3 separate regions of the Mus musculus genome follow, and all the other regions are linked to region 2. Evidence: chromatin loops called from intact Hi-C (ENCODE). Cell type or tissue: heart. All regions are shown on one strand.

Region 1 (8,000 bases), 64 kb after region 2:
TGTTACCAACACACACAATTCTAGTCTTGCTTGGAGAGTTCTGTCTGGCAGGCAGCCACTACTGGGGTAGTGCATGGTAGTGCATCCCCTTTGCTGCTGCTTCCTGGTGGGTATGTTCTGCATCCTCAGGGCCTCTGAACTGAGTTCAGTGGGATGACAGTCCACCTTGCTAGAAAACTGTGTGCATGTTGTTTGTGAGTGGGGGCTCAGAAGATGAAGTTGCAAGCCAGGCGTGGTGATGCACGCCTTTAATCCCAGCACTTGGGAGACAGAGGCAGGCAGATTTCTGAGTCCAGGCCAGCTTGAACTACAAAGTGAGTTCCAGGACAGCCAGGGCTATACAGAGAAACCCTGTCTCGAAAAAACCAAACAAAAAACATAAAACGCCCAACCAAACAACCCCCCCCCCCCAAAAAAAAAAGAAAGGAAGTTGCTTTGCTGCCACTTAGCCTGATGGTCTGGGTTCAATTTCTAGGACCCAGGAGTAAGGGGGGTGGTGGTGGAAACCAACTCCTGAAAGCTGTCTTTATGCTGCTGTGTAAGCTGTACTCCTGCCAGGGCTGTTTTTTCCTTCTTTCCTTTCTCAGCCAATGCTGGCACTCCAAGGTCTTGTGCCACTAGGTGCTGTGCCACTGAGTCACATGTCTCATGTCCTCATCTCTGATCTCCTGTAAGGGCTACCATGCTACCTGCCCAGGATTAGAACTTTAATTCCAGACAATGACTAGCATTTGGGATAAAGATTCTTGTAAAACTACACTTTACTTTATGATAGTGTTAGGAAATGTAATACACACGTCCTTGGTCTATATAAACATTTAAAGGAACTGGGGGGATGTTTTAGTGGTCAATAACACTTCACCTTCCAGAGGACCCGGTATGGCACAAGGGAATATTCACATCAGAATGTCAAATAAACTGTTCTAGTTATGGATCTTAACGATTTAACTTTTCAGTCTATGTGAATGTCTGCTTTGCCAGTTTGTGCATATGTGTATCACCTGCAGGTCAGCAGAGGGAGCGATAGAGGGTTGTGAGCCATTGTGTGGTTGCTGGGACTTGAACTCAGGTCCTCTGGAAGAACAGTCAGTGCTCTTAGCCGCTGGGCCATCTCTCCAGGCCCTATCTTTATTACTTTGACTATGGCTTGTGAGCCTACTGCCAGTAGGTTCCCTTGGTGCTACACCAAGTCCATCTCTTTATCCTTATGGCTACAGTTCCAGTGGGTCCTCTTTGATTTACTCTCTCAGGTTTACTAAGTAATATTTTTCTGTATCTTGGTCTCAACTTGCAACCTCTCCTTGACTGGAACGTTCCAGTTTTCCCATTTTCAGCTGGAGACTCTCTGGTTGTGTCCATCAGTCACCCCGAATACTTGAACTAAACCTGTTTTAAAGGGTCTCATGTACCTTGGGGCTCTCCTCAAGCCGTGTGGATAATCATGTCCGTGAACTTCTGAACCTCTGGCCTCTGCCTGTGCTGGGATTAGTGGGTGCTTTGTTTCTGTGCTGCTCTGGATCAAACTCAGGCAAGCCCCCGAGTAAATGACAGAGTTCTTTGGCTTTCTCCTTCAGTTGCATGACATCCCCAGAGGAGTGAAAGTTCCATACCTTTCCCTCAGGCAAGTTGGTTTTTATCCCAGTGCCCTAAATCTTATCACTATAGTTCACCTTTCCCTTAAAGGACGCCAAACTGTTTCCATGGGAACGGTGGAGTTTACTGTTCCATTTTATCTTACCACTTGGTGTTTGCTGAGTTAGGATTACTCTGAATAGGTGGGCCATCTACATATTCATATGTACTTTCCATGTAATTAATGAAAGTCAACTCAGAGGCTGGAAATGCGTATTAGTTCATAAAATCCTTGAGCTCTGGAAGGAGCCGCACTGTTGGCTACAATTTACAGATAAGGCCAATTGAGACAGAGGTTAAGTGATTTGCCTAGGATCATACACCTGATAGTTGGAGCCAGTCTAAGGTTCACTGCCCGGGCACGACTGGGACACCTCGTTCTGCCTCCGCACGCAGGCACTAGAATGACTAGCTGGTACAACGCCTTGGTCACAAGACAGGACTCCTACAAATGACCTTGCTCGGTCAGCCCTTCGCAGGGGCGCAGGGGTTAAGAAAAGAATGCGGAGCCACCCTAGCACTATGTCCTAAGCCTAAGGAAAAGAAACAGCCGAACCACCCTAGACTCTTTATAGACACAAACAATTCCCTTGCCGCACCCTAGCCCGCGACAGGAGCTCGCTTTCCCGTTGGAAGACGACTGTCTTTTGGTGTTTGGGAATAAAGAGCCGAGGTCGTTTGAGGTCAGGCCTCTTTTTCTGACTCTCTGCTGCCCGATAAATCTAACAATGGCCATGTTTAGTTCTGTTCTGCACTCTACGTCAGAGCTTGTCAGCGCACACTGGACGTGGTGAAACAGATCCGGTTGGGTCAGGAGCCTAGAGCGGTAATTAGGGGGATTTTTCTGTAACTCTTCCACCCCTCCAACAAAACGACTGACACTTGTGGCCGCAGCCCGTTTCCCACGGGCCCTCTGAGTTCCCGTCAAGTCATCGCGGACTCCCAGATTCCGTCACCCGTACCGGGCATCTTTAACCCATCGCGGGGCGCGGGACGCGGGGCGGCGGGAGGTCGGGAGGGCAGCGGGTAAGGTGGTGTCGCAGCCTCCGCTCTGGGTTCAGCCACCCTCCTGCAGAGCTCCTCCCCAGCCTCAGGGTCTTCAGGCCCAGCCCAGGTGACCGTCCTCCCAGGCTCCGCCCTGCCCTGCCCCGCCCCGCCCCCTCCACTCCAGCTCGCCGTACCGCCTCCGCCGCCGCACAAAGGCCGGCGGCCGCCTCACCGCGCGCAGGAATCCGGCCACGCGCGCCCCAGCCCCCCCACCCCCCGCCCCGCGGACGCAGCCCCGGCTGGCTCGCCGCCCCCTTTTGCGCTTCACGCCCCCGACGCACAGGACGCCGAGGCGAGGCCCGCCTCCCAGCCAAGGAGCCACATCCGCGTCGTGCCACGCCGCCGGCTCCCCGCGGGGGGACTACTTCGCTCCCCGCCCCTCGGTCCCGCGCGACTTCCTGCCGCGGACGCGTCGGTGCGCGGCGCGCACGGCATGGCGGCGGCGGCGCGCGCCTGAGGAGCTGGGGGTACGCCGGCCCGGTCAGGCCTCGGCGCGGCCTACGCGCTCCACTTGTTCGCTGGTCCGCTCGCTCCCGCCCGGCGCCCCGCCATGGCGGAGCCTTCGCCGGCCCGACGTCCGGTGCCTCTCATCGAGTCGGGTAAGACACGGCCGCGCGTCCCCTGCCCGGTGTCGCGCAGCCGCCGCTGACCGTCCCTGTCTTCTCCCCGCAGAGCTGTACTTTCTCATCGCCCGCTACCTCTCAGCTGGCCCGTGTCGCCGAGCGGCGCAGGTGAGTGCCGGCTGGGCGAGCGGGCGGGCGGGCGAGCGAGCGAACCGGGGGCGAACGAACCGGGGGTGAGCGGGGCAGCTGACGGGGTCTGACCGCGCGTCTTCTCTGCCGCAGGTGCTGGTGCAGGAGCTGGAGCAGTACCAGGTCGGTCCGCCGCCCCCGCGTCCCCGTCCCCGCCCCCGCGTCCCGGTCCCGCCCGGCCTCCCGGCCGCGGTGGTCACCCGGACGCCTTTCGTGTCTCATTCCAGCTGTTGCCGAAGAGGTTGGACTGGGAGGGCAACGAGCACAACAGGAGCTACGAGGAATTGGTGAGCAGCTCCCGCGTCCTCCGCGCGCCCGCGCCCCCCAGCCGGGTCTCTGCTCCCCTGCGGGCGCCGCGGGGCCGCGCCCGGGGGTGGTCTCTGGTGGTCCGGCGTCCCGGGGCGACGGGCCCGACCCCCGAGGGCTCGCGGTGGCGGGGTGGGGGGCGGGATTTGGCAGAAAATGGTTTTGGGGGCGGTGCCGGGCGCAGGCGGGGGCGCCCCTGGCTCGCGGCCGGGCTGGGGCTCCAGGTGCGGCCGCCAGCCACTGAGAGGGGCGCTCTCATCTCTCTCCCTTCCCGATTTGTAACTCGAGCTCTCATTGGTCTCTCCTTTCTCTGCCCCGCCCAGACTTTCAGACCTCTTGTTCCCCAGGAATAGAGAGAGAGTCCTTAGTCTCCCAAGGTGGAGAAATGGCCCCTTCCTGTACTGTACTCCCTTCCTCTGTAGGATCGCACAGAGTTCTCCGTGGTGAATATGTCAGTGCGGCACCCCTGCTTCCCCGACCCGTGCACTGTGTGTTGACTGCCTTTAGAAAGTTGGCTCACACTTGATCTTGCTGTATGTAGCGGTTCAGGCTTTAAGTTGACATCCGTCAGTCGGTGTATTTATTTTTTGAGACAGGGTGTCATTACGTACCACTGTCTTGCCTTGAACTCGGGTAGGCCAGGCTGGCCTTGAATTCATTTCCTGCTTCTGAGAGCTCGGACTAAGCTCTCAGAAGCAGTTGTGTGTGCCTGTCTTAACATTTCCGAGGAGTGGTAACTTGCGGATTACATTTATTTTCCTTTGCCTTATTTTCCCTACTTGCTTAGAGGTTCTTGTGTATAGTTGAGTTTTATCCAGGTAACAGAGGCTTTGGGTGTTTATCGTTAACGAAGCACAAATGTTGCAGGAGAATATCTTCGACAATTTTAAGATAAAAGACTCACACTGAGCATATTGGTTACAGAAGGTTGAGATGAGTGTGTGCTGTTGATGTTTGGCTGCACAGCCCCGTTTGGCTTGGACTTGCAGTCCTGCTTCACTCATCCTCTGCTGGGTCGGGATTACAGGAGAGCTCACTGACTTCACCATGTGTCCAAGACCAGTAGTGAACAAAAAGTCAGCCAGGGCGTCAGTCATGCATGTGGGCAGTTCATTCTCTATACCTTGTTTTCCAGGGCTAAGGAGTTAACTGGATAACTAGAGGGCTCAGCAGAACAGGGCAGGAGTGCTAAAGCAGCGGTTCTCAACCCACGGGACCCACCCTTTGGGGGGGTTGCATGTCAGATATCGACATTGCAGTTCATAACAGTAGTAAAATTACAGTTAAGTAGCAACGAGAATAACTATGGTTGGGGGTCACCCCAACATGAACTGTGCAGGGCTGCAGGGCCGCGGCGTTAGGAAGGCTGAGGACCACTGGTCTAGAGCCTCTACCATTGTCCTTTCCACAGCCAGGTGTTGGCCGTGACAGGTGCAGTTGCTGAGTAAAACGGGGTTGCTGGTTTGTTGTTTAATTTGACTTTTGAGAGTTATTTTTAAGAAGCAAATGTTCAGGTGGGTAAGATGACTTATCTATAAAACTACTTTCTGTTACCCCTAACGATGTGAGTTTACTCCTGGGGACCCCGAGTGGAGGAGGGAGAGATCCTACTTCCACAAGTGGGCCTCTGCATTCCACCCTCAAGCCATGGCACACATGTACAGGCATGCAATGCCCTTTTCTTTTGTCTTTTTTGTTTTTTTGTTTGTTTGTTTGTTTTGACAGGGTTTCCTCTGAGTAGTTTGTTTTTTCCCTCCCCCTGACACCACCTACCTCTTTTTTTTTTTTTTTTTCAGTGTTTCTCTTTGTAGCCCTGTCTGTTCTAGAACTTGCTTTATAGACCAGGCTGGCCTCAGATTCAACATAGATCCACCTGCCTCTGCCTCCCAAGTGCTGGGATTAAAGGCGTGTGCCACTATGCCCAGCCAAGTCTGTTTTCTTCTGTATGAAATTTTAAAAGGTTTGTAGGATGGGTAGGTGCTGGAATGTGAATCCAATCTGTCTCCTAGTGCTGTACCCACAGGCAGGGTTTAACCACACACGTTTTCTACGGGACAGGGACCTGATTCTGATTTACAACCCCAGGAGAGCTCAGCTTCTTTATAGCCACACCCCCTTCCTATCTACCTCCTGGGTCTAAGGAACGTCTAACAGTTTCACTTGTGTTAATGCAGAGCACAGCCTTTGAGTGAAGAAAGCCAAGCTGTTGGGACACTGCTGCCCTACTGGGGGGGGGGGCGGGGGACGGGGGGACGTTAGAGGCACAGAGATAGATAGGGCCCTGGTGCTGAAAGGTCTGAGGGAACTGTCTTCTGTCATGCTGCTTGTCACCTGGCTGGTCACTGCTAGGGTATCGTCTCCTCCTCACCCTTTCCTTTCCCGTGGTGGGTGAGGACAGGGTGCAGGCCTGGGTTGTGGAGGTGGACCTCACTGAGCAGTCTGCTGGCCCTGGATTGGTATAGTTTTGGTGAGGATGTACGTGTAGCTTCTAGACTTCAGATGCTCTCACTTTCTTTAGTATTTAGATGAGTTTTATTTGAAGCCTACACAAAGTGGGAGTTGTTCCCCACATACTCACAGATTGCAGTTTACCATTTGCTGTGTTTCTGTTTTCGTCTGAGGCATTGTATTCTAATTCCCATCAGCGAAATCTTCCCACAAGTGAATGGCCTGCCGACCCAGGCACCAGTTACCTGTTACCCAGTGGTTAGTCAGAAAGTTGTGTTGGTTCTCACCCATTGTGTCTCCTGTGAGCCAGTGTCCTCTGACCCCACTGAGATCCGTTTTAGGCACCCTCCATATAGTATTTCTTGTAACTGCTGGAGCTGTGTGTGTGGTAGTCCTGGAACGTCCTGGCAGGCATGTGGTGGTCAGAGGACAGTTTAGAGCTGACTCTTCTTCCAGGGTGGGTCCTGGTGCTTTGACTTGTTGAGCCATCTCTCCCCTCCCTGTAATTTATATTGTGTAAGTTACATTTGGTGTGTGTGTGTGGGGAAGGTATTTGAGTGGGTGAGGGCAGTTTAAGGGGTGGTGTTCCACCATTGGGTCTCAGGGATTGAATTTGGGGTGTTAATGGCTTCACGGTTGTCATCTTTACTCACTGAGCCCTCTTGCCAGTCCTACCTGGAGTATTTTGAAGAAGATTCTACACATTTATGTATATCTTAAGTTCTTACTGTTGTTTATGTTGAGAAATTTCACCTAGCTCAGGCTAGCCTTGAATTCCTACTTCTGCCCTGATAAGATGAGGTTACAGGGTACGCCACCATGCCGCGATAAAAAGACCATTTCTTTTCAAGGGGTACAGCCCAGTTTCAGTTTTTAACACAGCCAAAATGGGACTTCCTGAGTGCCTGTGTCACAGATTTCTGTGTGGATGTTTTTCTTTTTTGTTTTGTTTTATTTTTCGAGACAGGGTTTCTCTGTGTAGCCTTGGAGCTCACTTTGTAGACCAGGCTGGCCTCAAACTCAGAAATCTGCCTGCCTCTGCCTCCTGAGTGCTGGGATTAAAGGCGTGCACCACCACGCCTGCTTTTTGTTGTTGTTGTTGTTGTTGGATGTTTTTCATCTGGTTCTCCAAATACCTTCATAACATTTTTGCAGGTTGAGTGGCTTAAGGCTAGGTCTTATGTAGCCCAGGCTATCAGGCCTTGAAATATGTAGCTGAGGAATGACCTCTGTTCTTGATCTTGTTGCCCCCAACTCAAAGAGTGTTGGGTTAACAACTGTAGCACAGTGCTTGGCTTGAGTATAATCTTAAAACTTATTTTTTTTTTTAAATTAGCTGACTGCAGCCCCCTCCCCCTCCAATTAAAAAACCTTTAAATAGTTATTTTCTGTACTGTTATTCTGCTGAAGAGACTGAGAGTCATTTGCCTTTATCACAGTATTTCTCATGTCCCTTTTCCTTGGTGGTTCTAATCCTTTGAAGAATCATTTGGTGGAATTTATACATTCTGGATGTCCACCGCGGGCACCAAGTCAGCCAAATTGGAATCTGTTATGGCGCATGTGGGCACTAGAAATAGAAAGCATCCCCACTGGCTCTAGTGCAGCTTTACAGTGCTGCCCAGTGGGTTACATCTGTGCCTGTGCTGCTGCTTATCTGACTTGTGCTTAGGAGCAAGAGTGCTCTTTCCTATAAGGAACTGAGACTAGATTTCTGTTAGGGTTTAGCTCTTTATTAACAGGCCTGGGCAGTCATAGAGTTTAATCAGAATTTTCATGATCTGTAAGAAGTAAGAGAGAGGGAGTAGAGCTCTT
Region 2 (8,000 bases):
GGGAGGCTGGAGAGATGGTTCAGTGGTTAAGATGGCTGCTCTTCCAAAAGACCTAGGTTCAATTCCCAGCACCCACATGGCAGCTCACAACTAGATTCCCAGTTCCAGGGAATCTGACACACACAGACATACATGCAGGCAAAACACCAGTGCACATTAAATACATACATAAATACAAAAGCTTTGAATTTAAAAAATCAGGGCCCCTATAAAGGATGCTTAAACAGGAAACATGTCATTAGGGCTCTGCTTCCCCACCCCATAGCAACATGACCTGTGGTCACAACCAGCAGATCCTGAGGTGGAGCGTGGGGGTGGGTGTGAGAGGCACAGTCAGGGAAGGAGACCTCAGGAGGAGAGAACAGACTCTCGGGAGACAGGCTTCAATAAGACAGCTTGTTTAATTGGGAGAACATAGGCTATTATTAAACCTTTAGGGAGTGTGCAGGGGTCTTCAGGGAGAATGCACGTCATTGGCTGGGGCCGGGATGTTGCGGCTGCCTCAAGCACAGAGAGGAATTTCAGATATTGCTGGATGTAACCTTATAAGGAGATGAAGCCCATTGTGGTTGCTGGGCTCCGTAACCTCCTCTGAGGGGCAGAGGGTGGGAGCAATCTTACTCCTACTCATCTCGGGTCTGGACACACCCGGACCCCACTCTTGTTCCAGGCCGGCACCCTATGGCTCCATGGATTCCTGCCACACCCCCAGCCCCACAGGGCCAGGGGGAAGTAGCCTGGAGATGCTCTGGTCACCCCATCATTTGGGAAGCTGGAGAGGTTCAAAGCCAGCCACCTGCAACCCAACATGATGGCCACAGTAGGTACATCTCAGAAGAAAAAACAGATGATTCAAACTCACAAAGGCCCTGGGAACAGAATTACTCACAATCAGAGGCACTACGTTTGTGAAATTTTTAACCCAGATGACTCAAGCGGAGCAAAGGACAGGAGCTCAGCTTCCTTCTTCCCACCCTGCAGACAGACGTTAGCTGCCTGCAGGGAAGTATACTGTGCTCCTGCCTCCAGGGCTTCAGTCCTGTTTGGCCAGGATGCCCTCTGCCAATAGACAAACTTGTCCAGGACTGAACCGGTGGCCACACTGTCACTGATGACCCAGGGGCCGACAGATCTGAAAGCTAGCAGCATAGCATGCACTGCCGGGCTCCTCCCTTCTGGATTCCTCAGGCAAGCTCAAAAATGACCAACCCAGGTCACCAGTATGAAGAGACCAAAACCTGAACACAGAAAGCCCAGAAACCTGCACAGACCCTGACTAGCACCAGGGTCATCTAGCACAACTCCCTAGGCAGGACCAATCCCTCCTGAAATGCCTGCCCCCCCCCCCCCGCCTGTGTACCCTACGGGGCCCTGCTGGCCCAGCATTCTGCCCAACACCCAGAACACACCTCTCCGTCAAGGCCCCAGGAGTACACCCTGTAGGTTGCTATGTCATCCTAACACTTGGAAGCCATACAAAATCCTGTCCCAACCAGGCATGGTGGTGCATGCCTTTAAAATCATTTAACCTCATAAATATGAGGCAGGCAATCTCTGAGTTTCAGGCCAGCCTGGTCTAGAGAGTGAGTTTCAAGATAGCTAGGAAACTCTATCTCAAAAAATAAATAAATAAATAACATTCCAAACAAGGGCTTTGCTCAGAGTCTGGTCTGTGGAAAGCGAGTACCTAAGGCTTGGAGCACAAAGCAAAGGGTAACTTCAAAACTGCTGAACACACCTCGAGAAGCTGGCTACACCAGCCAGGCCCCTGAAGCATGTGTGCACATGTGACTGACAGCAGAGCAGGGTCTGTCAGGAACTTAGCATGGGCACCAGCACACTGCAAGTCCAGGACGGCCATGCCAGTCCTGGGAATTCTGCAAAACTCACAAGAGCCTCACCCACCTGTACTCGTCATTTCAGGGGCACCAGAGCAGCGTACCTCCCATGTATGAGCACACGGTGTGTCCAGTGTCCCCTTCTCCTAAGACAACATTGGATCCCTTACTTTATAAATTACACGGTCTCGACTACGCATGTCGTGACCGACCTAAAGGGAAGGACCCTCGGGAAAATTCCATCCAGGACAACCACAGGCACCAGACCCACTCCAGCTGACAGAAGCCATCTAGGAAAGCCTATGGCAAGCAGCTGAGTTTCCTGAAGATGGTCCACCATTTTTGCATGGCTGCAATGGGTGCACTCTGAGAGGCAGGATTCTCAGAGACTTCATTCCAGAATCGCTTCCCGCTGCTGGTATGCATTCCTGCCACTGTTAGAAGCTCATGTAGCAATGCTGTATAGAGGAACTGATAATTTCCTAATTCCTTATCATGATTTTATAGAACTCCTAAACTGATACAAGTAAGCTACAGTGCCCATCCTTTGTGAGGAGGGACTAATACAGAACACGCCCAAGTCTGGTCATCGTGTACTGGAGGACCCTGAGTCGATCACAGGATCTCTATCTCCTCCCGCCCTGCTAGCTACTGGAAACTCATGACTCAGTGAGGAGGATGGCCCAACACAGCCTCCCTAAACATCTGAGTTCCATTCCCTTAGCTCGACTGTGAGGTGAAAGGGAACAAGACACAGGACAGGAGGACGTGGAACCCTCAAGGTAAGGATCCGGCTCAGGAGCTAAAACTCCTGCTATACAAGCACAAGGAACCACCTGAAAGGTGAGTGTAGATAGGGAGGGAGCCAGGGTCCCCACAGCAAGCTAGCCCAGTCAGTGTACTCTGGGTTTTACTGAGAGACCCTGCCTCAATGAATAAGGCAGAAGAGTGGCCAAGGGCTATCCTTGACACCAACTGACCTCAGCCTTACACACATACACACACACACACACACACACACACACACGGTGGAAAAATAAAACACACAAGAAAGCAGAATGAGAACACACATAACCACAAGGGATTGCTAGCCAAACACACAAGCAACTTTAACCACTGAAACTAACAAAAAGATTACAGGGGTGAAGGACTAGATGCCTCTCCAGAAAGACAGATGATGAAGGTATCATGTTCAGTCTCTCCTACCAACCGTCCACAACACAGATGACTGCAGTGATCCCAAATGTGTGGGTTCACATGCTAGGTATTCCCCATTCTGCAGAGAGTGTCAAATCCCACAGATGGGGAGGGGGGGTCTCACTCACAAATCACACAGCCCAGCTACAAGTCAGAGTTCCCTTGACCCCTCTTCAGGCTTCACCAATTTGCTAGACCAGCTCACGAAACTCAGAGCAAAAATCTTGCCCACTGGTTTATTACAGAACATGTTTTCCAAGGCTATAGATACAGGTTAGAGAGATGTGTTGGGGGTTAAGCACACTTGTGGCTCTTTCAGAGGATCCAGGTTCAGTTCCCAGCATGCATGTGGCTGCTCACACCATCTATAAGTCAGTTCCAGAGAATGTGACTGCCTCTTCTGGCCTCCTCAGGCAACCTCGTTCACATGGTGCATATACATACACTCAGAACACACACACACACACACACACATAAAATCTTTAATGGCTACAGATTAAGAGGGTGGAGAGATAGCTCAGTGGTCAAGAGCACACTCACATAGTGGCTCACATGGAGTCCTTGACTCCAGTGTCAGGGAATCAATGCCCCTTCTGGACTCAAAAGCACTGCATACGTGTGATGCACTTACATACATGCAAGCGAAACTCTCACATAACAAATAGTTTTTTTTAAATGGTTTAAAGGCTACAGATAGCAGGACAGATGAAGAGAACTTTGCAGACAGGTCATTGAGTGTGGGGACATCCATCCCCAGTTAGTAGTCCCCAATCCCTCTTCCAGTACACAGAAAAGTCCTTCTAAACCTTTCTGCATCCAGTCCTTTGGAGAACTGTGTGCAGACTTCATTATACAGGCATGAGTAAAATATGGAAAGTATGTTGGGGCTGGAGATGGCTCAGTGGATAAGAGCACTGGATACTACTATAGAGGGCCTGGGTTCTGTTCCCAGGACCCACGTGGCAGATAACTAATGTCTGTAACTCCAATTCCAGAGCATCCAGCGCTCTCTTCTGGACTCTGCTGGCAATGAAAGCACACAGTGCACAGATACACACGCAGGAAAAACACCCCCCATACATAAACAGAAACCTGAATGTGCAAGAACGGTATGGCCTGTTTAGATTGCTCTGTAGTGTTCCTTGTTCCCACGGACAGAACAGAAGGGGGCTCCCTGTAGCCGGGGATCAGCCGCTCCGGAGCCAGGCACCTGTGAGGATGCTGGGCCGGGGCTGCTCCTCTGTCGCGAAGCGTGGCTTGGGACCTCCCACCCTCCAGAGCTGGTTGCAACCTCGCGATCTGTGAGAAGCTCGGAGGCACCTGGAGGAAGAGAGCTTGCAGCATGGACCGCGCAAGGCCCCGCGCTCGGCCGCTCCCCGCCCCCGGCAGCTACTTACAAACGAGGACAGGGACGGCAGGAGGATGCGCAGCAAGTTACACCCGAACACGAAGCTCAACACCAGCAGCCACGCCCAGCGGTCCGTCTCGGACGCGCTCATGCTGGATCCCAGGCACCTGCACCGCTACGACAGCGCCATGGTGACCGCGCCTCCGCGCTCGCCTACGCCTGCGCACTGCAGCCCTGCTCCGCTACGGCAGCGCCTGGGAGCAGCGTCGTCAACTGCGCCTGCGCACTGCAGTCCTGTTCCGCTATGGCAGCACCAGGGAGACGGCGTCGTCAACTGCGCCTGCGCCGGCGCGCCACGGCTAGGGCTACACGTCGGGCCGCGGTGCACGCACGCTACACCTCCTCTAGGGGGCAGCATGGGATGTTACTTAGCAGCCATTTTCGCCTTTCGCCTTCCCGGCTTCCGTAGCCGGGTGATAGCCCACTTCGGGAGGCTAAACAGGTTTTGGCAAACTGTGATTGCTTGTAGTAACCGAAAACTATTTACGTTCTTACTGAGTTAACTAACGCACTTTTATTCTTTTTTATGTATATGAATTTTTTTTAAAGATTTATTTATTTATTGTAAGTACACTGTAGCTGTCCTCAGACACTCCAGAAGAGGGAGTCAGATCTCATTACTGATGGTTGTGAGCCACCATGTGGTTGCTGGGATTTGAACTCCTGACCTTCGGAAGAGCAGTCGGGTGCTCTTACCCACTGAGCCATCTCACCAGCCCTCTCACTTTTATTCTTAAATAAATTTATTTTAGGATAAGCCTCTGCATGAATAGAAAGTTACTTTATCATAGATGGTAACTGAAACTGTTTCCTAAACCGTTGTCGCATGTAAAATGGTTCGACTACATTTTAAAACTAAGCACTAATAAACACGAACAATGTAGAAAATCGTCACCCTAAAAGATAAGTTTATTCATCAAAAGACATCACATAGTGACTGGTAGAGACTTGCCAAGCATGTGGGAAGTCTTAGGTACCAGCCATGCTCAGCACGCACAAAGAAAAAGTTTACAGTGAGCTTTTAATAAAATTATCTAAATTTAGGCAATGATGAGTATTCATAACAAAAGAACCGCGGCTCACTTGTATATGGGGAATAAAGTGGAAGATAGTTGGCTGTCTTTTCTGCCACGTTAGTCAGAGAACGGGTTACTTCTAGAAACACTGCCTGTGTTTCTACCAGCAGCGGTGGGATGAATTATCTCAACGAAAGGGCACGCTGACTAGGAGACTGCCACTCCATAACCTTCCCTTCCAACTGGACTGTAGACAGACTGCCAGGTGCTCTCTCTCCACGCTGAGGTTTTAGATAGATTAAGGAAGAGCAGCCTCGTGAGAAATTATGGCAGTGTGTCTAAGTCTCCCTCCCCACAAACCCACCTTGACACATACACACACACACACACACACACACACACACACACACACACACACCTGCTTGCTCTTCAATCCCAAATCTCTGCTTTTTAGAATGAAAAGGAAATTATCAACCAAGGTCCCCACTGTACAGGAGGACCACTCTGTTCTTGGTGAGGCGAGATACTAAAAAAATTTCTGGTGAATAGCCTATAACATACATGCAGCTGGGGTGGTGTGATGGTTTGTATGTGCTCAGCCCAGAGAGTGCCACTATTAGAAGATGGGCCCCTGTTGGAGTAAGTGTGTCACTGTGGGTGTGGGCTTTAAGACCCTCATCCTAGCTGCCTGGAAGCCAGTATTCTGCTAGCAGTCTTCAGATGAAGATGTAGAACTCTCAGCTCCATCTGCATTATGCCTGCCTGGAGGCTTCCATACTCCCTCCTTGATGATAGTGTCCTGAAACTCTGGACCTGTAAACCAGCCCCAGTTAAATGTTGTCCTTATAAGAGTTGCCTTGGTCATCGTGTTTGTTCACAGCAGTAAAACCTAACAAGACAGGTGTCTAGGAGAAGCTCTTCCTGGCTCTCAGGGGCATCTCAGTTTGACAGCTCCTAATTCCTGTTGAGCACTCTCAAAAACAGTTCTCAGCTGAAGACTGAGTTCTAACATGTATAAAGAAAGTGTGAAGGGCTGGTGAGAGATGGCTCAGCAGTTAAGAGCACTGACTGTTCTTCTGAAGGACCTGAGTTCAAATTCCAGCAACCACATGGTGGCTCACAGCCATCCATAATGAGATCTGATGCCCTCTTCTGGGGTGTCTGAAGACAGCTATAGTGTACTTACATATAATAAATAAATAAACAAACAAATCTAAAAAAAAGGAAAGTGTGAAAATATCAATCAAGATCTGGTACAAATTCTGGCACATAAAGTTCATAATGAGCTCTTATTTGTGTTTTGATTCTGCTATTGTGACAGGGTGTGACAGTTCTGAGGTTCCTCCATCTTGTGGTCTTGCTGAGGCTAGTGGTGGCGCACGCCTTTAATCCCAGCACTCAGGAGGAGTAGGCGGATTTCTGAGTTCGAGGCCAGCCTGGTCTACAGAGTGAGTTCTAGGACAGCCAGGGCTACACAGAGAAACCCTGTCTCAAAAAAAAGAAAGAAAGAAAGAAAGAAAGAAAGAAAGAAAGAAAGAAAGAAAGAAAGAAAGAAAAAGAAAAGAAAAGAAAAAACGAAAAGAAAAAATTTCATCTCCTTGATGGAGAATGCCATGGAAAATTACCCAGCCCTACTCTAAGGACCCAAGGTCAAGATATCCCAGATTATCTTCTCTTAAACTCTCTGCCTGTACAAACCTTCTTTCCTGCACAGCAAAAGATGCCTGGATGTGGTTTCTGCTTTCTATAACCCTGTGCTCTGGACACTTAGTGCTACCCTCGGGTCTCAAATACCTGACTGTAGTCCCAGCTGACTGGAATAAAGACTTTCAGTTGACTAGAAACTGTCTGAGTGGTCATCTCTGCTGGGCTCCACATAACAGTCATCAATAACCATACGTTTAGTGGATTGGGATTTAGTAAATTTGTTATCTTATAGTCCTAGAGTTTCAAAATGTGAAGTGCATCTCACTGGGTTAAAAATAGACCATCTTCCTTCTGGAATCCCTCAGGCAAAGACCAACATTTGAGGCCAGCAATCTGACCTCATGGCTCTCTTCTGTTTTCAAGGTCCGCATCACAACCCTCTGCTTGGACTTGGAGTCAAACATCCTTCCCACCTCCCAACTCCCTCTTTCACTTTTGGAAGCCTATGATTACACCGGGTCCATGCAGACAACCAAAGATAATCTCCTGGGCTAGAAACCTGCAACCAGGCAGACTACAGGCGGCATATGCCTACATAACACCAGCACTCAGGCAGATTATCCTTGGGGTGCACAAAGACTTGAGAGACCCTCTGTGATTGACATATCTTACTAACTGCAAGACAGAATAATAAGATAATGAACCCAAAGTCCCCAGTCCCCAGTTTCTTCCTACTGCTTAAGTAAATAAATATGAGTATTGCAAATGATTACCACCAGACAGAAGACTGTGAAGAGACACGGGCTTAGATAGCCATCCATGTCCTCATTCTAAGTTGGATGAGGTGGCTGGGAATGTGCGTGGTATGTATTAGCAAGCGACAGAAAATAAAAG
Region 3 (8,000 bases), 160 kb after region 2:
CCGTTGCTGCAAATAAAATAAAGATGATGTGTAATCTAAAAGAAGTGGTCTCAGGACCAGAGAATGTCGGCATTAGGACGATCAGCAGAAAACTGCCCTATCGACAAGCCTCTGCTGCAGCTAAGAAAAAGTTACTGAGTGTTTATAAAGAGGATGATGCACCCATACATTCAGAGAACGAAAAGGAGCTATATCTTAGGCGGTTCAGATCCCGGAAGGAAAAAGCCCAGCCTACTCCGAGGTAGAAAGGTTACCGGGAATTGTCAGCAGCTCCAATGCCTGCCCTGAAGTCCGCTCCCAACCATAAGCCGTCCCAGCACCTTTTGAACAATTTTGTGAAAGCCATTACTCTGGGTCAAAGTGGGATGATGGCTTCCAGTTAGCTCTACACAGCACAGCATAGGGTGTTCCAAGGAGGTAGGAGATGTGGATTGTGTTGTCAGGTGAGAAAGCAGAAGGACCCACTGAATGTAAAGCAAAGGCTTGACGCAGCTTGGTCCTCTAGAGAAATAAAAGCATGTGGGATATATGGGGAAACAATGCTAATTTCAATGGTTTGCCCTCACAGACTGAAAACTAGGCCATTTCCAAAGGAGGGAGCAGTAAGCCCATGTGACTGCTGAATTTTAACTGGGTCTGATTTATGTAGTGCACATCCCTGGGAACTGAGAGAGTAAATCCTGGGGTGTTACTGACTTCTGAAGAGGAGTGTGGGAAAGACTGTCATTAATGTCTTATTTATAACATTGGAATTCATACTGAATGATAGCTACCTGGTATGAGTAATTCAGGGAATGTATCTTTCTAAGAAAGTTCTCAATGTGACTATTACACTTTATTTCTTCTATGTAGCAGCAAAGATGTAAAGGCCAGACTTGTGGTCAGAAATTAGAACAAGATGCACTCATCGCTTAAGGTGATGCAGTTGGATCCTATTTCTTACGTTTCTCTGCTGTTCCTTAGAAGTTAGAATGTGACACTGCAGGTTCATTTCAGGCTCACTAACAAGCCAAGTGTCGGGGAGTCTGGCCTCTGGTCGTTGTGCTACAAATGTTTTGCCTACAGAGGATGTGGACTTTAGTTCGTTGTTCATGGCTATTTGTTGACATTAAGGTCACCAGATGTGACCTGTGAATGTACTGTCAAGTCTTTTTATCATGTTACTGGAGAAACTTGTCTTCAACAGTTTGTTTTTCCAATTAAAAATAGCTGTGACTATTAGGCATAACTTGCATGTATAAATCAAAAAAACAATGGAACCTAGGGGTGTGTATTTTTCATTAACAGTAATGCACATTTTTTTCAGTTATATGTATGGCCAAAGTGTCCAGATTACTTGAGAAACTTGTTTGTGGTTGCATGCCTGCTTAAAACAAAAACACAACTCAGAATTCTAACATAGTGTGTGTCTTTTTGTAACTCACTCTGAAATCTTCAGCATCTTGCTACAAGCACAGGAAGAGTTCCCTTCCTCCTCTTTGGTGCATGGGTTTGGTTTATTTATTTATTTATTTTGAGCTTTAATGAAAAATTTAAATGTCCAATCCCAAATGTCATAGAATTACTTATTGAGCAATTATATCCTCAAGAAATGCCATGAAATGAAAATATATCAGTCTAATGAAGACCTGTGAATTTTGGCAGTGTGAATTGAAGATCTGAAGTTACATCTTGCTGTCTGATCCTGTCCAGCCTTTTATAATGGAATCCCTTTCTGGCCTTTAATTGGAACATATTTTTATTTACCCTTTAAAGTGTTTGGTCTCTTTATTGTGACTGAATGGAGTAACACTGTAGTAAAATCCCTCCTGCAAATGTGTGCCGACAAGCCACCACTTCCCTATGATTTACCAACACGCTTCAGATTTCTGTTGGTGCTTTTTTCATGTGTGAGTGAGAAATCAAATCGAGTATCTTTATCAGCAAAGTATCCGCTTAAGAAACCAGCAAAGAGACAGCCAGGGACATCTGCTCTTCAGCTCGCTTCTACTAACCCTGGAATCTGAGTCTTAAAGACACCACACTGAGAATCTTGTGTGTGTGCTATAGTTACACACAAAGTGTTCTAGTTGGTATACATCTGCTTTTTATTTATTTCTTTGGTTTTTCTAGACAGGGTTTCTCTGTGTAGCCAAAGGATGTCCTGGAGCTCCCTCTGTAGACCATGATGGCCTTGAACTCAGAAATCCATCTGCCTCTGCCTCCCGGGTGCTGGGATTAAAGGTGTGTGTCACCACTGCCCGGCATTCATCTGCTTTTTATTAACCAGTGAGTATGTATGTTAAGATTGATATGCTTTTTCCTCCCAGTAGACTTGAAGCATCGTTTTTCTACATTGTGAGAGATTTTTAAACAACTTTCCAAGAGTTTTGATTTTTAAAGGACCCTCTGATCCCCAAACATTTTACCCTGGGCAATGCAGTCTCCATTTCCTCACAAGCAAATCTAGAATGTGTTTTTATTTCCCACTGAGGTGCCAGTTACCCTTTTTCTCGTGGGAGCAGCATTCGGTGGAGCTCTTTGTCTTCCAGCACACAAACCAGAAACACACATTCTTCCTGTCATTAAAGTAGAAAACACGGTCTATGAGTTACATATGGCCAGGTTTTAAAAAGCCTAGCCTTGCAGCCTCACTCATGTTCTCTGAATCCGCTTGCAGTCATCAACCCTGGAGCTGTCTGTGCTTCACCCGCAGCTCTGGGTTTCCTCCACGGGTGGGTCCTTGCAGGAGGGTCGCCGGGTGTGGAGCGGGCGCTGCGTGCCCCGGTTAACAGGATGACGGAAGCGCGCCGCGGGACATTTCTCGCGGCGGACCGGAAGCTCTTAGGTTCTCCCCCCTCCCCCCACGGAAGGCGTATCCTCGCTCGGAGGCGGGGTGGGGGCGTGGCTTGGAGGGGGCGTGACTGCGGGCCGGCGCGCATGCGCTGTCTGGCCGCGCGGAGCTGAGGGACCATGGCTGCCACGTTCTTTGGCGAGGTGGTGAAGGCGCCGTGCAGAGCTGGGACTGAGGAGGAAGAAGAGGAGGAGGAGCAGAGCAGGCGGGACACGCCGGAGGACCGGGAGGTCCGGCGGCAGCTGGCGCGGAAGAGGTCAGGCTCCCGGAAGGCTGCGAGCGTCAGGCGGTGTCGGCCTGCAGGGTGCCCTGCGTTCACGCTGGGACGTCGGCAGCCCAGCGATGCTCGCCCTCCACCGTGCACTTTAGGTCACGCCGCATGTCGGCCGTATTTCTTTCAAAACTACTTTCAGACACAGAAGTCAGGTCACGCCAGCCCCTTCCTTGGTCAAGGTTTTACCACATTCATTTCCTCTCCCACCACCCCTACGAGTTTCCGATTAGGACTCCCCACACGTCTTCCTAAGCATGCTGTCTCAATTATTTGTACTCTAGAGCAAACCCACACATAAAATATGCACATAATTAAACTTTGTTGATTCTCCTATTTTTTCAGTACCTCCATTCTGAGCTTTTAGGCGGGTTCTCGGATCAGAACTTGGGTCGTCATGTTTGTGTTGGCAACTTAGCACCTTCCCTACCCCACGTTTGCTAATAACACGTTTTCAGTATCATACCAGTCCACAGTCAAATTCACCTAGATTTTTAAAATACACTTCCCGGTGATTGTGTCAACGACAGACACTTTTGGCAGTTCGTTTCATTTGACAGCTCCCTCTCACTTCTCACACTCTTCCCGAGAGCCCTGATTTGTCTGATGGTCAGTCTTAGCTTACTTTTGCCACAGCTAAATGCTTGAACGTTTGTTTGAAGTCTTGGTCACATTCAGCATTTTGCGGGCTGGAGTGTTGGAGATGCTTTTAGTGTCTTTTTACATTGTGTCTGGCTTGTGGGTGCTGGCATTGTGTGTGTCAGGCTAGTATGAAGTTTGTTAGTAGTTTTACTCATAAAAAGAAAGTGTTTTATCCATTTGCAAGGGCACCAAGGACACTGATTATTTTATCTAACACCATCTATCCATCCAACTATCCACTCATCTCTGTCTTCTATCACCTACCTATTTATCCATCCATGTATATGTAAATATAGCACCTTTCTACTACCCATATAAATATCTATAAGTAACATGTCTACCATCGATCTCATCTGTCTTCCATCTATTTATACATCCAGCTCTATATAGCACCTATCACTTAATCTCTTAATCTGACTGTCATTCTGCCCATCACCATCTCTTACAGTGAACTGGTGGTCACAGTCATATTTGTTCACTTTTGTCTCTTGCTGTTAGGGAGGTTCGGCTTCTCCGAAGACAGACAGAAACATCTCTGGAGGCTGTGCTCCTAGAGACACACCCTTGCTCCAAGTTTATAATTGCAGTAGGAAGCAACGCAACAGGTAAGTGCCAGTGTCAGGAGTATATGTCCCGTTGGAAGAATGGACTCGAAGGTCCTTCTGCATGTATCTTACGTATTTTAAAAAGTTCACAACAGGTCCTGGGCATGTGGCTCAGGTGATAGAGTGCTTGCCTGTCAATCACAAGACCTTGGGTTTGAATCCCAGTACCATGTGAACTGGGCACAATGAAATCCGAGCACTCAGCAGGTGGGAAGTGGCAGAAGAGAGCATGAAGAAGTTCCAAGGCCAAGATGGGCTCCGTGAAGCCTGTCTTCAAAAGCCACAGTCGTTTTACTTCATGTAGGATAGATTGCCTGTTCTTTCCATCTTTGTAATGAGATTTAAAGGAAATATGCTTAGCTTCAGAATTACAGTTCAAGGCCCTGTTTTCCAGTTTGTTATGGTGTCCACAGGTCTAGCAGTAATTGCTTACATCTGGAACACTTCAGTTCTAAGGTCTTTGAATGCACTTATTGACCTGGTAGGTTCAAAGTAGAGTAATGTGAGTTTACTTGGATCAGTGTTGTATGTCAGTACACATGGAGATCTTTATAATTTCACTGGGTTTGCAGTCTCTGAGGAGATCATTTGAGAACTCTAGTTAGGAGCTCTTGCCCTGTAAGTGAGCCGTAGTACTTAGAGACTGTGTAAGTAGGCAGTAGACTCGCCCATTATATAAAGGTCTGCTTGCCTAATTGTTTTTAGAAGAATCTTACATTGTGAGACTGGTGCAGAGTCTGTGGACAAGTCCACTCCCTGTGTGTAGTTCTTTGTGGAGAGTGGAGACTTTTCACTCCTCAGCCTCAAATTTTGTTGGCTCCAAAGTGGTCCAATTAGAAGGTCTTTAATGTTTTAAAAAGAAATTTATGCCAGGTGTGGTGGTGCACTCCTTCAATCCCAGCACATGGGAGGAAGGACAGGTGGACTTCATGAGTTCAAGGCCAGCCTAGTCTACAGGTTGAGTTCTAGGACAGCCAAGGCTACCCAGAGAAACCTTGTCTTAAAAAACAAAACATCAACAAAAAAATTTAAATCCGTGCTTTTTTTTTTGTTTGTTTGTTTTTTCGAGACAGGGTTTCTCTGTATAGCCCTGGCTGTCCTGGAACTTACTTTTGTAGACCAGGCTGGCCTCGAACTCAGATATGTGCATATTTTTATGTGTGGGTTTGCTTTGGAGTATAAGCTAGAGGAGGGCATCAGCTCTCCTAGAGTTGCGAGTCACCAGGGGGAGGGCGCTAGGAACCAAGCTGGGGCACAGGAGCAGTAGTCAGTGTGAACTCTAGATGGGTCAGTGTGAACTGTTTTCGGGTAGCTGAGCTTTGGTTTGAGTGGGTAGTTCACACAGCAGACACCGGTTCACGGGAACATTTCTCTCCACAGCATTCCTGTCAGCGTTTGTTATGAACTCGGGAGTCTGGGAAGAAGTCGGTTGTGCTAAGCTCTGGAATGAATGGTGCAGAACTACAGACACTGTCCGTCTGTCCCCTACAGATGTTTTCTGTGTGTTTTATCAACTGAAATCAGATCCCTCGGTATGTGAGACTTGACTTAGTATTCTTGAAACATGGTCATGTAGGCACGAGCCCTCGATAGTAAGCAGATTCTCATGCCAGGCCTCTGTCACCCAGGATATTCTCTGTCCTGATACTCATTTCTAATGTCTCAGTGAATTTTAGGCCTCACTCTTAAATGTTAGAATCAACAGAGGAGCAGACTGCTGTGTCCCGGCCTCTATTGCTGTAACAAATGCCTAAAAAGCAATCAGCTTACAGAGAGAAAAGGTTGATTTTTGGCTTGCAAGGTTCGAAGTTCCAGTGCGTGACCGGGGCAGACCCTTTGCTCACAGGCCTGCTGGGGTGGGGAGAGCTAGTGCTTCTTGGCAGGACTGCGCAGGGGCGGCACAGCCCAACCCAAGGCCAGGAGCAAAGGAGCAAAAGGGAGAGATGGGTGTCACACCCTTTCACGGACACAGCTAATGACCAGAGGCTCTTGGCCCTTTTGAGTGAACACATGGGCCTCTGGGGGACTCCGTCTCCATAGAGCGATGTCCATCACTGGTACTTAGGAGGTGCTCATATGACGACGGGGCCAGGTGTGTGTGCACTTTATGTGAGAACTCTTGAAATTCCCTTTCAGGTTTTTCTATGTCAGTGTAGCTGCTACATTGCTGAGGATCAGCAGTTCCAGTGGTTGGAGAAGGTAAGAGGAGGAAACCCGGATCCACTAGACAGGCGTGTGCTGGCCAATCTCAGGGGCTGGAGTCAGATACTAGATAAGAATTTGTTTCTTTAAGATAATATTGTGGGAGTTATGGAGTGTTTGGTTTTTGTTTGTTTGTTTGTTTGTTTGTTTGTTTAAAGGAAAGTTTTTAGCCAAGTGATGGTGGTGCACACCTTTAATCCCAGCACTCGGGAGGCAGAGGCAGGTGGATCTCTGGGAATTCAAGGCCAGCCTGGTCTACAGAGCAAGTTCCAGGATAGCCAGAGCTACACAAAGAGCATCAGGGGCCTTGAAGGAGTAGCCACTACCACACTCCTAGTACCACTCCTCTATTTCTTAGCATTAGGTGTGGTTACAAGCCATTTTGGAAAACTGAATTCAAGGACTTAAGAGAAATCCATTACATATTGGGCATGCCTTCTCTAGGATGTTTGAGACTAGAAATGTTTTATATTTCTTTTTTTAGTTTTGGAATATTTGTTCATACAGAATGACACATCTCAGGGCTAAGTCTCAAGTTTAAACACGAGTTCATGTTTTATATATAGCTTAAACATTTTAGTTTGAAGTGAAGTTTCATGGTATGAAGTTTTCCACGTGGCTTGTCATTAGGCAGGCAAAGGTTTTGGATTTTGGGTTGGGAATACTCACTGTATCCATACTTTATCCATAGTGCATGCATTACTCCATGGCTGGCATAGACTTACTTTCAGTAGAAGCACAATTGTATATGTGTGGACAGCGTGCAGCAGTCAGATGATGACTGGCACGCCCAGAGTCTTCAACACTTACCACTTACTCCACCTGCTAGTGAGGAGGACTTTATAAAAACATCTCTGTCCACTTGAACGTACATACTAAAATGAAACTCATTGGAAATAAAATTTTCATGTGCACCTATTTTAAAGCAGTTGACCTTCTTAAAAACATTCATTAAATTATCAGTGTGCTCATTTATGTGATCTGTATCCTGTTCTTTAATTTGTATGTGTATACTCAGGGTACAGGAATGTATTTTCTGGGGTGAAAAGAGCAAAATGTTTAGTTTTACTTTTAAATTATGCAGGATGGTGGTTATATAAAAATATTATTACCCTTGCACAGTAGAAAAAAATTAACACATTCAAGACTTGAAGAGCTATCAAATTAGGCATTTTTAAATAAAAAATATTATATATATGTGTGTGTGTGTGTGTGTGTTTTGCTTATATGTATAGCTATGTACCATGTATATGTCTAATGCCCTTAGAAGTTAGAAGAGGGTATCAGATCTCCTAGAACTGTAGTCCCTGACGGCTGTGAACTGCCATCTACATCCTCGGAGCAACAAGTACTCTGAACCTCACAGCGGTCTCTCCAGTACTCAGATTATACAGTTTTAAAGTGAAGGGTTTCTTTTTATGTTCCTATTTAATTTTATTTTATTTGG

The links. Hi-C counts contacts between places; a loop is a spot of excess contacts. Peaks named below come from ENCODE experiments on the same cell type or tissue, not always from the same donor. Only the 100,000 strongest peaks of a DNase experiment are listed, where the experiment ranks them.
Region 1: it touches region 2 in a loop (7-fold over the local background); 12 of 42 quality-filtered maps call a loop at or near these places.
Region 3: it touches region 2 in a loop (6-fold over the local background); 6 of 42 quality-filtered maps call a loop at or near these places.

The regions. Positions count from the first base shown.
Region 1 is chr16:96,077,532-96,085,531 of GRCm38, reverse strand. It overlaps Brwd1 (bromodomain and WD repeat domain containing 1), which reads left to right and starts at 3,104. Exons shown (of 42, transcript NM_145125.3): 1 at 3,104-3,278; 2 at 3,352-3,410; 3 at 3,525-3,554; 4 at 3,659-3,718. The coding sequence starts at 3,230. In heart, no CTCF peak of the experiment used is centred here; DNase peaks (open chromatin) are centred at 2,121, 2,691, 3,091 and 3,991; H3K4me3 peaks cover 3,254 bases; H3K27ac peaks cover 2,740 bases.
Region 2 is chr16:96,142,011-96,150,010 of GRCm38, reverse strand. It overlaps Get1 (guided entry of tail-anchored proteins factor 1), which reads right to left and starts at 4,611. Exons shown (of 5, transcript NM_207301.3): 1 at 4,433-4,611. The coding sequence starts at 4,534. In heart, a CTCF peak has its summit at 4,795 (motif pointing right); a DNase peak (open chromatin) is centred at 4,720; H3K4me3 peaks cover 3,025 bases; H3K27ac peaks cover 3,816 bases.
Region 3 is chr16:95,985,843-95,993,842 of GRCm38, reverse strand. Psmg1 (proteasome (prosome, macropain) assembly chaperone 1) reads left to right here and starts at 2,883. Exons shown (of 7, transcript NM_019537.3): 1 at 2,883-3,089; 2 at 4,245-4,351; 3 at 5,732-5,883; 4 at 6,488-6,550. The coding sequence starts at 2,953. Brwd1 (bromodomain and WD repeat domain containing 1) reads left to right here. Exons shown (of 42, transcript NM_145125.3): 42 at 1-1,751. The coding sequence ends at 245. In heart, CTCF peaks have their summits at 2,148 and 3,127; a DNase peak (open chromatin) is centred at 2,892; H3K4me3 peaks cover 2,037 bases; H3K27ac peaks cover 1,858 bases.